2 separate regions of the Homo sapiens genome follow, and region 1 is linked to region 2. The links are chromatin loops, found by intact Hi-C in ENCODE. Cell type or tissue: MCF 10A. All regions are shown on one strand. Links, peaks and the distances in the headings refer to the core of each region. The heading gives the core; the rest is flanking DNA. Region 1 holds the start of TRP-CGG2-1 (tRNA-Pro (anticodon CGG) 2-1). Region 2 holds the start of LARRPM (LINC00240 antisense RNA regulating promoter methylation).

What was found. A loop is a pair of places that touch in the nucleus more often than their neighbours do. Peaks named below come from ENCODE experiments on the same cell type or tissue, not always from the same donor. Only the 100,000 strongest peaks of a DNase experiment are listed, where the experiment ranks them.
Region 1: a loop joins it to region 2, with 8 times the contacts of the local background. A loop is called at or near these places in 1 of 110 quality-filtered maps.

The regions. Positions count from the first base shown.
Region 1 is chr6:27,088,107-27,095,054 of GRCh38, reverse strand. It overlaps TRP-CGG2-1 (tRNA-Pro (anticodon CGG) 2-1), which reads right to left and starts at 3,313; the gene lies at 3,242-3,313. RefSeq lists a silencer at 3,116-3,165. In MCF 10A, for the core only: no CTCF peak of the experiment used is centred there; a DNase peak (open chromatin) is centred at 3,154.
Region 2 is chr6:27,017,061-27,024,008 of GRCh38, reverse strand. LINC00240 (long intergenic non-protein coding RNA 240) reads right to left here. Exons shown (of 3, transcript NR_026775.2): 3 at 35-755. LARRPM (LINC00240 antisense RNA regulating promoter methylation) reads left to right here and starts at 3,703. Exons shown (of 1, transcript NR_026776.1): 1 at 3,703-4,643. TRI-TAT2-2 (tRNA-Ile (anticodon TAT) 2-2) reads right to left here and starts at 3,663; the gene lies at 3,570-3,663. RefSeq lists an enhancer at 3,699-3,958. In MCF 10A, for the core only: no CTCF peak of the experiment used is centred there; DNase peaks (open chromatin) are centred at 3,698 and 4,098.

The sequences.
Region 1 (6,948 bases), core at 921-5,920, 71 kb before region 2:
CTTGATTGAATGTTTGTCTGGGAAATATTTTTCAGGCTTTTGAAATTTATTTCAGGATTTTGAGAGAGTTCTCTATTTTCTTCTAGCTTCCAGTATTCATTTTGAGAAGTACAAAGTCATTCTAATTATGGAGTCTACATTTGCAGTTAGCTTTTATTTATCTATTTCAGGATAATTTCCTTGTCCTCAATGTTCTGCAATGTCTGAAAGATATGCTTTAGTGTGTTTCTGTTTCCATTCCTTGTTTTGGGAACTCTATTACATCATTAAATCCTGTATTTCGGTTAGGGATATTAGCTTGTTTTTCGTTGTTGCTAGTTTTCTGATTTCTGTGTTCTCTGCCCTTTTTTTTTTTTTTTTTTTTTTTTTTTTTGAGACAGAGTCTTGTTCTCTTGCCCAGGCTGGAGTGGAGTGGAGCAATCTCAGCTCACTGCAACCTCTGCCTCTTGGGTTCAGGTGATTCTCTGCCTCAGCCTCCCAAGTAGCTGGGACTACAGGCGTGTGCCACCACACTCGGCTAATTTTCTTTTCTTTTCTTTTGTTCCTTTTTCTTTTTCTTTCTTTCTCTCTCTTTCTCTCCCTCCCTCCCTCTCCTCCCTCCCTCCCTTCCTTCCTTCCTTCCTTCCCTTCCTTTACTTGGATTTTAAATCTCCAGTATGTTTCCTCTACCTTTTGTTTTGTTTTTACTGCTCTTTCCTGGTTACATTCTTTTTACTTTTAAAAAATTAATAGACATTTTTAGGCAGTTTTTTATTTACAGAAAAATTGAAGAGAAAGTACAAAGAGTTCCCATATATCTCCTATCCTTCCTATAGCTTCTCTTATTATTAAATCTTATACGATTGTGGTCCATTTGTTACAACTGATGAACCAATATTGATACATTAATATTAACTAAAATTTGTAGTTTACTTTAGGTTCACTTTCTTTGTTGTAACTCTTATGGATTATGTTGTAACTCTTTCCTCTTTGATAAATGTATAATGGCATGTGTCCATCATTACTGTATCATGTATAATAGTATCTCCACTCTAAACATTCCCTGTGCTTCGCCTCTTCATCCTTCCCTCCCTCCCTCCCTCTTAGCAATGACTGCTCTTTTTTGCTGTTTACATATTTTTACCTTTTTCACTACGTTATATAGTTGGAATCATATATACAGTATGTGGCCTTTTCAGATTGGCTTCTTTCACTTAGCAGTATGCTTTTAAGATTCCTCCATGTCTTTTCCTGTCTTGATAGCTCCTTTCTTTTTATCATGAATTAATAGTCCATCCATTGTGCCATAGTTTGCATTAAATATATCCATTCACCTATTGAAGTACATCTTGATTGTTTATGTTTTAGCAAATCCAAATAAAGCTGCTATAAACATTGATGTGAAGGTTTTTGTGTGGATATGGTTTTTCAACTCATTTGAGTATATATCAAGAATCACAATTGCTGGAGTTTCCCCTTATATTTTTACTCCACATTTTGGAGATGCCCTTCAGGTTTTATGTTAATTGTTCTATTAAGTTTTTTCTTTCTACTCTCATAATTTTAATTTCAAGAGACTTCTATAGAGTTATCCTTTTGTACAGCATTCTTTCTCTCCCTTTCTTAAAATAGCTTTTAAAAAATCACTGTTTCTCAGATTGGACACTAACTTCAGTGTCTAATGATGCCTAGTGATCTTTGATTGCTGGTCCATAATTATAATTAAGCCCTAAAAATAACTGGAAACTAAGACCATGAGTCCAATTTATTGACTCTGGGAACCATTTTAGAATGGACTGCCTGTGTCATTTACTATCAGACTTTTACATGTCAAAATGTCCAACTTATCCCTCTTAGGATAGTAAAATTCCTTGTTGAGAAGGGTCATTCAATCTCTTCTGCCTAGATGACATCACACTGACTTTCTGCATTCAGAGAAAATTCTTAATGAACAGAGGTCAGAGGAAGTTCCTTTTGAATTTCAAACTTAATAAGTAACACTATTCCAAGTTATAAAATTAAATTACAAATAAATTATACACATTAATTTACAAATAAATTATACACTTATATTTTATTTATAAAAAGAGACAATATATTACACCCCACCTATGAATAAGGATGTGCATCTTCATACTCAGTGGCCCTTAAAGTTGGTCAGAAAAAGGAAAGGTAAAAAGATCCACACTTTCAGAATACCAAGATGAGCAGAGCGAGCTGAGCCTCTGTGAGGTCCATGAAGCTAGAACGAAATTGGGGTCGGGGAGTGGGTGTCCACTTTCAGTCTTGGCCACAAAAGCAAACAAAACAGTTATTCTGAGGAAATATTTTAATTTAGACAGCATGAGCAAAATAACTGGATTGATATCTTCCTCTCCATTTTTTCCCTGTTTCGAATTCCAGTGTTAATCAATTCTCCTGAGTGTTTTCAACAAAGTACCCGCAAATTTCCAGAGCATGGGATGAGAAAAACTTTGAAATTCCAGCCTTAATGACTGCTCCTCGTGGTCTCTCTCTCCAGTTAGACGAACCTGGGCTAGCAATATTCCCAAGAGTCAATAGTCAGCCCTGGTGCTATATACTTCCATGGGAATTCCATACTTTCTCAAAACGCGTCATCATGGTAAATAATTAATTACTTGTAATATTAAGTTCTGTAGAAATAAAACCATGTTTTTCCGTCACTGCCTCCACAGCTTTCAGCACTGAAGGGTGACATGTCATACTCATTGGCTATGCATCCGTTGAAGAAATAAAGGAATGAACTCTGACCGGGGAAAGCAGGAGAGGCAGGAGTGTGACACCCTAACAGTCGACTGCAGTGGGAGCAGTGGCACCAGCAGCACTTGGGGAGACTTTTACTTTCCAGTGTGGCGGGAGTAGTAAACACTAGGAGTCAGAGAGTAATCACCGAAGCTGGAGTTAAAAGTGTAAATTAAAATCCTCCTTCCTATAAGAGGAAGATAACCGGTTGACTGCAACTCACGTTTCCCCTCCAGCACTCGGTTAAACACGCACACGCACGCGCGCACGAGCTGCCCACGGTCTTCCTTTCGGGGTTTGAGAAGAGACAGACAGAGGTGGGAGAGCGCAGCTGCAGCCGCATCAACATTCCGGTGTCTGCCCTTAGAAGAAGTCCGGATTCAGTACTCGCCTGCTTAGACAATTCTACTGTTGATGTGGTGAAAGTACATATTTTTGGGTATGACTATTTGGGGAAATACTTTAAATATCCTTAAACCTTATTGGGCGAAAATGAAGTGGGCTCGTCCGGGATTTGAACCCGGGACCTCTCACACCCGAAGCGAGAATCATACCCCTAGACCAACGAGCCACTTAGAAATGGCTTTTGCTTATATTTACTGTAGGATTTATTCCCAAATTATTTATTTTTATTCCTCAAAGAATTTGTTACCAAATAATATTTATCACTCCATCAATCATTTACATAAATGAAAGGGTTGGAAAGGCTATTTCTGTGGATGGTCTGCTGGTAGCTTAAATTACCATACTATGGTAAAACTTGTCACCTGTAGAAACATTTCTCCTTTATTCTACTTTGCTATACTACTCTAAGTAATTTAACTCATTTTTTCCATTTTTAGCTTTCAATTAAAATATTTTAGAAAAATTTGAGTTTTCAAGTTTCCTTATCTCACTTCTACCCTTTTTGAAAGTTGGATATTACTGTTACTGAGGGACTTCTAGATGATTTGCTCTAACAAGGAATATTTTCGCTACCAGAAGTTTTTCAGAAAGAATATTCCTAATCTCAGCAAAATTCTACTTATAAGAGATTTCTTAAGGTCAACTTTTCAGGAGTACCAAGATGTATTTGGTTAGTTTACTAACTTCTTCCTACATACAGATTTAAGAAAGTTACAAAAACTTTCGGTTAAATGCAAAGAAAGTTTTTACAACAGATCATTAGCTGATACATCTAAGCCACATTTTACATTCATGTTAAAATTTATGTTTTGAATTAATACATATTTTCAATTTCATTTTGCTGTCCCGAATTTGATACCTTCAAAAATTTAAAAGATCTCATTCAGTTCATTCTTTCAATTATCCAATAATTATTATAGAGTACCTGTTTATTTACTAAAAATGAAACTCTCTTGCAAGGACAAATCAAAATAAGGATTATCTTGAATATGTGTGAAGAGAAATCAATATTTTCTGAAAGGGAGAGTAGATTTAAACTAGTACTTAATTTGAATTTTGACATGGATTTACTGAGCGGATCAAAATAATTATGAGGCTACTAGGCATTCCTCTAACTCCTGCCCACCTTACTAATATTAGAATAGTGAGATTCTTATTGCAATCCGACTGCTTTCTTTGTACTATGAAAACCTAAAAAATCTTGACTAACTCCTCTGAAACACACACCTAGGAGTAGTAATCATTCCTAACTGCCCTAAAACTTAGAAGTGATTATGGTTCAGACTCAACATTCCACTTCCATGAAAATATGTTTTTCTCCTCAAGAAATAGCATCTCATGTTCATGCATAGATGGAGCTGGGACATAGGACTATATTGAGATGTTAAATCAAAGGTTAAATATTTCAGTGTGGAAAATAATTATTTGTCCTGAACCCAACAATTTCCCAGAGAACCTGTTCTTTGACACACAACTTAGAGCACTTCTGTTCATCTTGAAATCAACTGAATAGATTAGTTTACTAATTTCTGAACTCAACACAATGGTAATGGGATCACATACTTTATATACAGACCCACACTCTCAACCCCAAACCCTCGTTCTCTCTTCATTTTTGTAGTATAATATACATTTCCCTTCCCAAATCCAACTTTTCTAAGGATAATAAATAGTTCATTTACTTTTATACCAGTGGGAACTCAGACTCCAGAGAAAGGTCATTATTTAAAGATTACTAAACATCAGCATCATTACACACATCAGGGGACCCACGTAGGACTTATATTCCAGTCATTTTACAGAGATGTTTATTGTCCTTGTCTAGGCCATGTAGATCATGCATAATAACATGCTTAGTTACATTAGCAAATATGAATATATTCATAAACTCAAATTTCTTGGAAAATAGAAAATGTGGCTTAAAGATATAGTTACAGAAGACAACTTAGAACAATGGATATAAAATTTCCCAACAAATGACAAGATTCATTCACCAAATTTCTATATACATATACAAACATACACACATACACATAAACCCACACACATATATACATATATCAAATTACCCAGCAATTTCTCTGTTGGATATATACCCAAAGAAAATAAAATCAGCACCTGGTAGAGGTATCTGCATTTCCATGTTCCTCAGTAGATGAATGGAGAAAAAAATTGTCTGATGTATGTGTGTGTGTGTGCACGCAGAAGCGTGTGCATAAAAATGTGTATATATAATATATATATTATACATCTGGGTGCGGTGGCTCATGCCTGTAATCCCAGCACTTTGGGAGGCCGAGGTGGGCAGATCACTTGAGGTCAGGAATTCAAGACTAGCCTGGCCAATATGGCAAAACCCCGTCTCTACTAAAAACTCCATCTCTCACAAAAATTAGCCAGGCATGGTAGCGCATGCCTGTAAATCCAGCTACTCAGTAGGCTGAGGCAGGAGAATTGCTTGAACTCTAGGGGCGGAGGTCACAGTGAGCCAAGATCGCACCACTGCACTCCAGCCTGGACAACAGAGTAAGATTCCATCTCAAAAAAAAAAAATTAAAAAAATTATAATACATATTATAGTGTGTGTGTGCGTGTGTGTGTGTGTGTGTGTATATATATATATATATAAATGTGGTATAATGTGATATGAATATATATAATGAAATACTATCCAGCCTTAAAAAAGGAGGTACTGCCGTTTGCAACAACATGGATGAAACTGGAGGACATTATGCTAAGCTAAATAAGCCAGGCATAGAAAACAAAATACTACATGATCTTACTTATATATGCAATCTAAAAAACAAAAACAAACAAAAATCTCAAATACACAGAAACAGAGTAGAGAGATAATTATCCGGAGTGGAAGAGTAGAGGAGGAAATGAAGAGATATAGGCCAAAGGGTAAAAAGCTGTAGATATCTGATATGAATAAGTATACAGATCTACTGTACAACATGAGGACAATAGTGATAATATTGTAGTATATGCTGGAAATTCGCTAGGAGTGGATTTTGGATAATTTTAACATAGAGACACAAAGGATAACTGTGAGATAATGAATATGTTAATTTGCTTGACTATAGTAACCATTTCACTATGTATATCAAAAATTATTTTATACATCTTAAACAGATGTAATACAAAGTTTAATTAAAAATAGATATTTATATCAGTATAAGATCTCCTGAAACAGAGTTGCATCCCAAATCGTTATGACTGTGTCTGTTTTATGACTCTGAAGTCTCTATATTCCACTAAAACCAAATACTGAATCCCTCAAAGATATGACACTTTAAAAAATCTCCTCTTGGAAGCCCATCTTTTTAGTCAAGCAGTGTAAACTGCCTCCCAAATCTTTATAGTTTGGGAGGTTCTCTACTTGCTGAAGTTCTCATAAGGTTTCTCTTCAGGTGACATTTCTATTCACCTGAATTTTTATTCAGTTGAGAGAGGACTAAGGAAATGGGCCAGTCCAGGATCTTTATTGTAAGTCTGGCCACAGGCCTCCAACCAATTGACTGACAGTTGGAAGTTGAACAATGTTGCTCAATAGAGAAATTATATTGATAAAGATGGTCATGATGATGATTGTGGTGAGATGATGGTGATGATGGTCATGGTGGTGGGGTGATGAGGATGATGATGATGACAATATGAAAGACAAAAGTAAAGTAAAATGCACACTTTGCAGGAATGTGGCTCACATAATTGTGTTGATTCTTCCAGCTGGATCACCAACACTTGTGTGCCTGTCATGAAGTTTTCATGAGCTAATGAAGTGCTAGAAAATGGAATCAT
Region 2 (6,948 bases), core at 673-5,672:
TTAAGACGTCTATAACAGTTCAACAAAGACAGGGTGAAAGAATCAACAATTATTGCATAACAAACTATCTTCAAAGCTCAAGGTCACATAACAATAAGCATTTATTTCATACAGGCTTATTGGAGAAGTCAGCTGGTCTAGGCTGGGCTCAGCTGGATGGATCTTCTTCAATCTGTAGACAGCAGAGGCAGCCAGACAACTTTTTTCTTTGTCTCTCATCCTCCTCTTCAGACCGGTGGGTGACCTGCGGTTTGTTTTTCTTATGACAATAGCAGAAGTACAAGAAGGCAAGTGGAAATAGGCAAAGCCTTTTAAGGCCCAGGCTGGGAATAAGCACACCATCACTTCTACCCCATTCCATTGGCCAAGCAAGTTGAGTGGACAAGTCTAAATCAAGGGACTTTGTTTTTTAGTTATCTATTGCTGTATAACAAACCATCTCAAATGCAGTGGCTTAAAATACTATGCTCAAATGTAGTAACTTGAAGCAACTGTGATTATTTATTTGCTTATGATTTTACAATTTTGACAGAGAATGACAGAGAGAGCTTATCTCTACACTATGTGGCATCTGCTAGAGTTGTAAGGTATGAGATGGCTTTTTCACTCACAGGTTTGATGTCTTAGAATAGTTGGAGTAGTTGAGGGTTGGCAAGGAATATCTCTCCATGTCTTTCCATGTGGTTAGCTTGAGCCTCTGCAAACCATCGCAGTCTCTAGGTATTTGAACTTCTTAACATGGGAGCTGGCTTCTCCTTAAAGGTAAAAGTGGAAGCTGATATGTTTTCTTACTGCCTGGGCTGAGAAATCACAAAATGTTATTTTTACTGCATTCCATTGCTCACAGTAGTTACAAACCCAAACCAAATTCAAGGTGAAGGGAAACAGACTCTACTTCTAGCTGAGGAGGTGCCAAGCTCACATTGCAGAAGGGAACGAGGGATACTGTTTCAGTCATTTTCAGGAATCCAGTCTACCACAAGTGAAGACAAACTCTCCACCCACAAAAAGGGTGTGGATATAGAGAAGGAGCAATAATTTAATCAACTGTGCTGTATAATACGAATGTGTATATTAAAATGATTTTAAATGATTCTAGAGTCAGTCCCTTGCCCTGATATCACAATCTGGAGGATTGTCATTTAACATAATAAAACCACACTGCTGAAGTGGCCACCAAAAGTACTTCAGTTTTCTTTATTTTTGATAAACACCAGAGGCTGCCATAATTAGTATAATGGAATATTGGATACTGGTTTTCTTTGATGAAATTTGTCCTTGTTAATTAGTTAATTAATATATTAGAAACAAAGATCCCATGGTGTGAAGGGAAAAAAATATTAGAAATATAGTCTCCCTGGGTAAATTAGCGGTTCCCAAAATGAATTAAATATTTAAGAGACACTGTTCAAAGGGAATAAAAATTAAATGAGTTCTAGCCTTTAACTTGAGGGATGGTGCCCTAGGCTGGAGATTTCAGTATTTCTGTGTCCTGCTGTGTCCAGAGGTTTTCTTCTTAGAGATGTTTGGCTGAATCCTCACTCTGAAATATTGTTGCATTTGCCTCAAGCAAAGCTTTCATGAAAGGTAGTTTTGAAGTTAGTAAAACAACAATGACAACAACAAAAACAAATGACAAAACCGTGGGAACTTCATTGAGCTTAGAGAACAGGTTTTATGACTGTTTTTTGCTTGCTTTCTAATAAATGACTATATATGTACAAAATTTTGTTGAAGATCTTCTATCACTATAACTCGTTGGTATGTTGTAGCTAACTATCCCTTACTTTATACTATAAAGTAAGGTATAGTATAAAGTACTATAAAGTAAGCTGCCTACAGACATCTACCAAAAGCACCCAAAGTTGTGTATCACAAAACTGGCTTAAGCCAGTTCACAAAAATTCTTTATGGCAAAGGTCACCATTTTTTAAACACTGTCTGAAGACACTCAATAATACCTTCAACTGATCAGGAACAGAGATAAAATAATTGAATTAAGGTGCTAAATCTATTCAGAAAAAATATCCAAAAGTTAATATAAGGCAAAAAAAAAAGATATTAGTACTCTTTCAAAATAATACTAGAGCATTGTCTAACAAGCCCACTGAAGGGGCAAGTAATCCTCTAAGTTAATGGAACTTTTGGAGGTCACTATTTACTAATGATTAGAAAATAGATTACAAGGTTAAATGTCATTATGTAGAATATTAAGTTTTGAATGATTTTTACCCAGTAAAGATGCAACTAGTTTCTGTCTTTTAGATAAAAATAATCCCAAAGGCCATAGTTTTCACTGCCTCATAGGACATTAGCTAGTTTTTTACTTAAACTTGCAATCTCATGTCAGCATTATTTTTCCCCCACTGACTATACCTTTACCAGCCTTTTCTATTGCCATTGCAATCAGTTTACCATACTCCTCCTTTTCTCATTAGTGACTTAAATAAATATTTGGTGATTAGTTACTATATATATATTTGAAGATTATGCTTTGATAGCTTTTAAGGTACTCCAGTGGCTTAGCAAGAGCTACAAAGTGAGAAGGTGTTCACTTTATTATCATCTGGTGCATTCCTGAACGGGACCTCGCTAACCTTTCTCAGGAGAGAGTCTGTGAGTGGACAATGTCCAGATACATGCAAGACCCATTTAGGAATACAGATCTCAAGAGAGAGTTATCTGTGCTCAGCTTAATTCCACTCACCTCCGTGTCCCAAGTGGGACACATGTGCTTTCAGATTTGTGGCAATCTTTATAGCTAGGAAAACAACTCCCAATTACTCAGTTCAATTCCCTCTCTTGCTGAAGAGTTGGGAAGCATATGATAAAAGCTATGTCCAGGCAAACTGCAGGTGTCATAGGGAGAGGAAGCCTATTTTAAAGTCAAAATCCCTATCTACTTCCTACCCACCTCAGCCACAACAATATGCTTATTCTTGTAATGCTGTTCTAAAGATTTCAGGTTTCTGGGTCTATTATCACTCATCCTTTTCCAAGTCCAGGTAATTGAATGCCTGAGGACACCAGGTGCTGTTTCTCAGTTGATAGAAGCTGCTAGATCTTCCATGACTGTTGATTTTTATCAGGGTAAAATTAAGTGGGGGAAAAATACTGGAGGGGACACTGTTGTCAGAAATCAGTCCCCCCACACCCCTCCCAATCAGAGCTTTAATCAGACAGGAACCTTTTACTATTTCCCACTTTTGAGTTTCCTTAAATGGAGTTCAATGCTTATCACCTGATGGGAGTTTCTTAGCACTAAGTATGTGCCAGGGGCTCCCCGAGGAACGATGATCGATGATCCTAAGAACAAAGTGGAAAGAAGGATGTAAAGAGATGATGTTCTTTACCTGAGATCGACGTGCAGAACAAAGTGGAGATAGAAGGTAGCTAACTCACTGCGGCGCAACGGATTTTGTTGGTAATTGGCGTTGCTTGGTTCTAAAAAGGCTAAGGAAACCAATAACAATAAACTGTGTACACAATTCCAAACACGTTAAAGACGATGGAGTCGGATTACAGGGGGAAAGGCACTTCAAGTAATGCTATTTTGGGTTGGAAAACAATGCTCCAGGTGAGGCTCGAACTCACAACCTCGGCATCACTCGCACACATACTGCCATATAAGTACCGCGCGCTAACCGATTGCGCCACTGGAGCACCCAGTTTCTACTTCCGGTCACTCCTTACACAGCCTACACAGGAACATCCGGCGTGTTTGCTCTGGTCGTCACAGCACCGGTTCCTCGGGCGCGCGCCCTTAGTCCTGGGGCCGCTTCTCCCCCGGACGCGTGCGAAGGCGGACTGGGTTCCGCTGCGGTCTCCACGGGAGCCACCGGTCCTGAAAGCGCGGAGCATGCTTTGTTTGCGGAAACGAAAGCGAATACTTCTTTCCAAGGAGACTTAGGAAAGGGCAGACGCTCCCACTGCCTCAGGTGTTCCCTGGAGGACCTTCAAGTGGCCGCCGTGTGGGCGGGCTAGCGTCCCGCTGCTGCGCTGGTTCCGGAGCCCTTCCCTTGCCTCTCCCAGGGTCCTTCTCCCAGCGTCGGAGGAAGGCCCGCAGTCTGCGAGTGGAGTGCGGGTGGTGGGAATCCCTGGGAGGATTACGAAATCCTTAAAGTGGGATTTACCAAACGCATTCCTTTCCGCTCACTTCCGTTCCCGCTTAACAAACGTGTTGGAAACGTGTTGCTACTGAAAGGAAGTGGCGCTGGGCTGCATTTTCTGTGGCTAGTCTGCGAGAAACAGCCCTGGAATAGGGCCTCTATTTCTTCCTTGGAGCATCCCTCCCCGGGACCTGGGAGTTGAAACTCTAGGCTAAAGCAACTGAAGCAGGCCCAGGACTGGGTCTCTGAAATTCATGGTGTCTCTACGCTGAGTTAAACTAAGTTTTTCAGAAAATGTCTAACTAGGCTAAAGACCTTGTGCTTCAGAGTGTTTTGAGAGGAGAGTTTGGGGAAAAGGGCTCTCTCTAGAAGGTAAATTTGTATGGGAGATGGGGAGTGTGTGTTTACACGGAGTATCGGGCGTCTTTCTTATGGGTGGACATTGTGGATAAGAATGAGATATTAAGGCAGAATTAGCTGGGCTTTTAATCCCAAACAGTGTTTTAAAAATAAAAACTATATATTTAAGGTGTACAACATGATGTTTTGATACATGTACACAGTGAAATGATTTCTACAGTCAAGCTAATTAACATAATACATCTCTTCACAGTTACTATTTTGTGTAAGTGGTGAGAGCGCATGAAATGTACTCTCCGCAAGTTTCCAATGCACAATGCAGTATTAACTATAGTTATGCTATGCATTACATCTCTAGACTTATTCATCCTATAGAACTGCAACTTTGTATCCTTTGACCAACATCTTAACCATTTCCATACGTCTCCACCCCTGGTAACCACTGTTCTACTCTGCTTCTATGTATTTGACTTTTTTAGAATCCACATAAGAGATCATGCAGTATTTTTCTTGCTGTGTCTGGCTTGTTTCACTTAGCATAATGACATCGAGGTTCATCCATGTTGCAAACAGCAGGATCTTCTTTATTAAGGATGAATAATATTCTATTGTGTGTATAAACTATATGTGCTTTATCCATTCATTGGTGGACAGCCACTTAGGTCGATTCCATATCTTAGTTATTGTGAATAATGTTTCAATGAAGATGGGCATGCAGTTATTGCTTCGAGATCCTGATTTCATTTCCTTTGCGGATGTGAACACCGAAAATTTGAGACACGTTTCAGTTAATTTAGAAAGTTTATTTTGCGAAGGTTGAGGACACACCCCTGTGACACAGCCTCAGGGAGTTCTGACTACCTGTGCCCAAGGTAATCGGGGCACAGCTTAGTTTTATACATTTTAGGGACACATGAGACATCAGTCAATATATGTAAGAAGTACATTGGTTCCATCCAGAAAGGCGGGGACAAAGCAGGGAGGGGGCTGCCAGGTCTTACTTTTGAGTTTCTGATAAACCTTTCCAAAGGAGGCAATCAGAGTATGCATCTATCTCAGTGAGCAGAGGGATGACTTTGAATAGAATGGGAGGCAAGTTTGCACTGAGCAGTTTCCAGCTTGAATTTTCCTTTTAGCTAGTGATTTTGGGGGTGCAAGATATTTTACTTTCACAGTATATACCCAGAAAAGGTACTGCTGGATCATGTGGTAGTTCTATTTGTAATTTTCTGAGGAACAGCCATACTGCTGTTTTCCATAAAGGCGGTACTAATTTGCATTCCCACTCATAATGTAAAAGGGTTCCCTTTTCTCTACATTGCCAACACTTGTTATTTTTTATATTTTTAAATTGGTTATTCTAACAGGTCTGAGATGATGTCTCATTGTGGGTTTGATTTGCATTTCCATGATGATTAGAGATGTTGAGCATTTTTTCTATTGGCCATTTTTTATGTCATCCTTGGGAAAATATCTGTTCAGGTTCTTTACCTATTTTTTAATTAGATTTGGTTTTCTTGCTATTGAGTTGTATGTGTATATATATATATACCTTATATATTTTGGATATTAACTCCTTATCAGATACATGGTTTACAAATATTTTCTCCCAACCAATAGTTGCCTTTTCGTTTTGCCCATTGTTTTCTTCTCTGTGCAGATTTTTCGTTTGATGTAGTCTCACTTGTTTACTTTTGCTTTTGTTTCCTGAGCTTTTGGTGTCCTGTCCAAGAAATCATTACAAAGGCCAGTGTCAAGGAGGTTTTCCCTTACATTTTCTTCTAGGAGTTTTACAATTTCAGGTCTTCTGTTTAAGTCTTTAACCTATTTCGAGTTGAATTTTATGTAAGGTGTAAGATAAGGGTGTAATTTTTTTATTTTGTATGTGGGTTCCCAGTTTTCCCAACACCATTTATTGAAGAGGCTGTCTTTTCCCCAATGTGTATTTTTGTCACGCTTGTCAAAAATCAGTTGACTCTAAATGTGTAGATTTATTTCTGGGCTCTCTATTTTGTTCCATCGGTCTATGTGTCTGTTTTCATGTCAGTGCCGTGCTGTTTTGATTGTATGGCTTTGTATAGTATATTTTGAAGTCAGGTAGTGTGATGCCTCCAACTTTGTTCTTCTTTCTCAAGATTGCCCTGGCTATTTAAGGTCTTTTGTGGTTTTATGCAATCTTAGAATGTTTTTATTTCTGTGAAAAATATTGGAATTTTGATATTGTGTTGAATCTGTATATTGCTTTGAGTATTATGGACATTTTAACAATATTAATTATTTTGATCCATAAACCTTTTCATTTACTTTGTCTTCTTCAGTTTCATTCATCAATGTTTTATAGTTTTCAGTGTACAAATCTCTTACCTCCTTGGTTACATTTATTCCTAAGTATTTAAATTTTTGTACCAATCGTAGTAGATATTTGTAAAACTTTCTTTTTAGATAGATTGTTGTTTGTGTAAAGAAACACACCTGACTT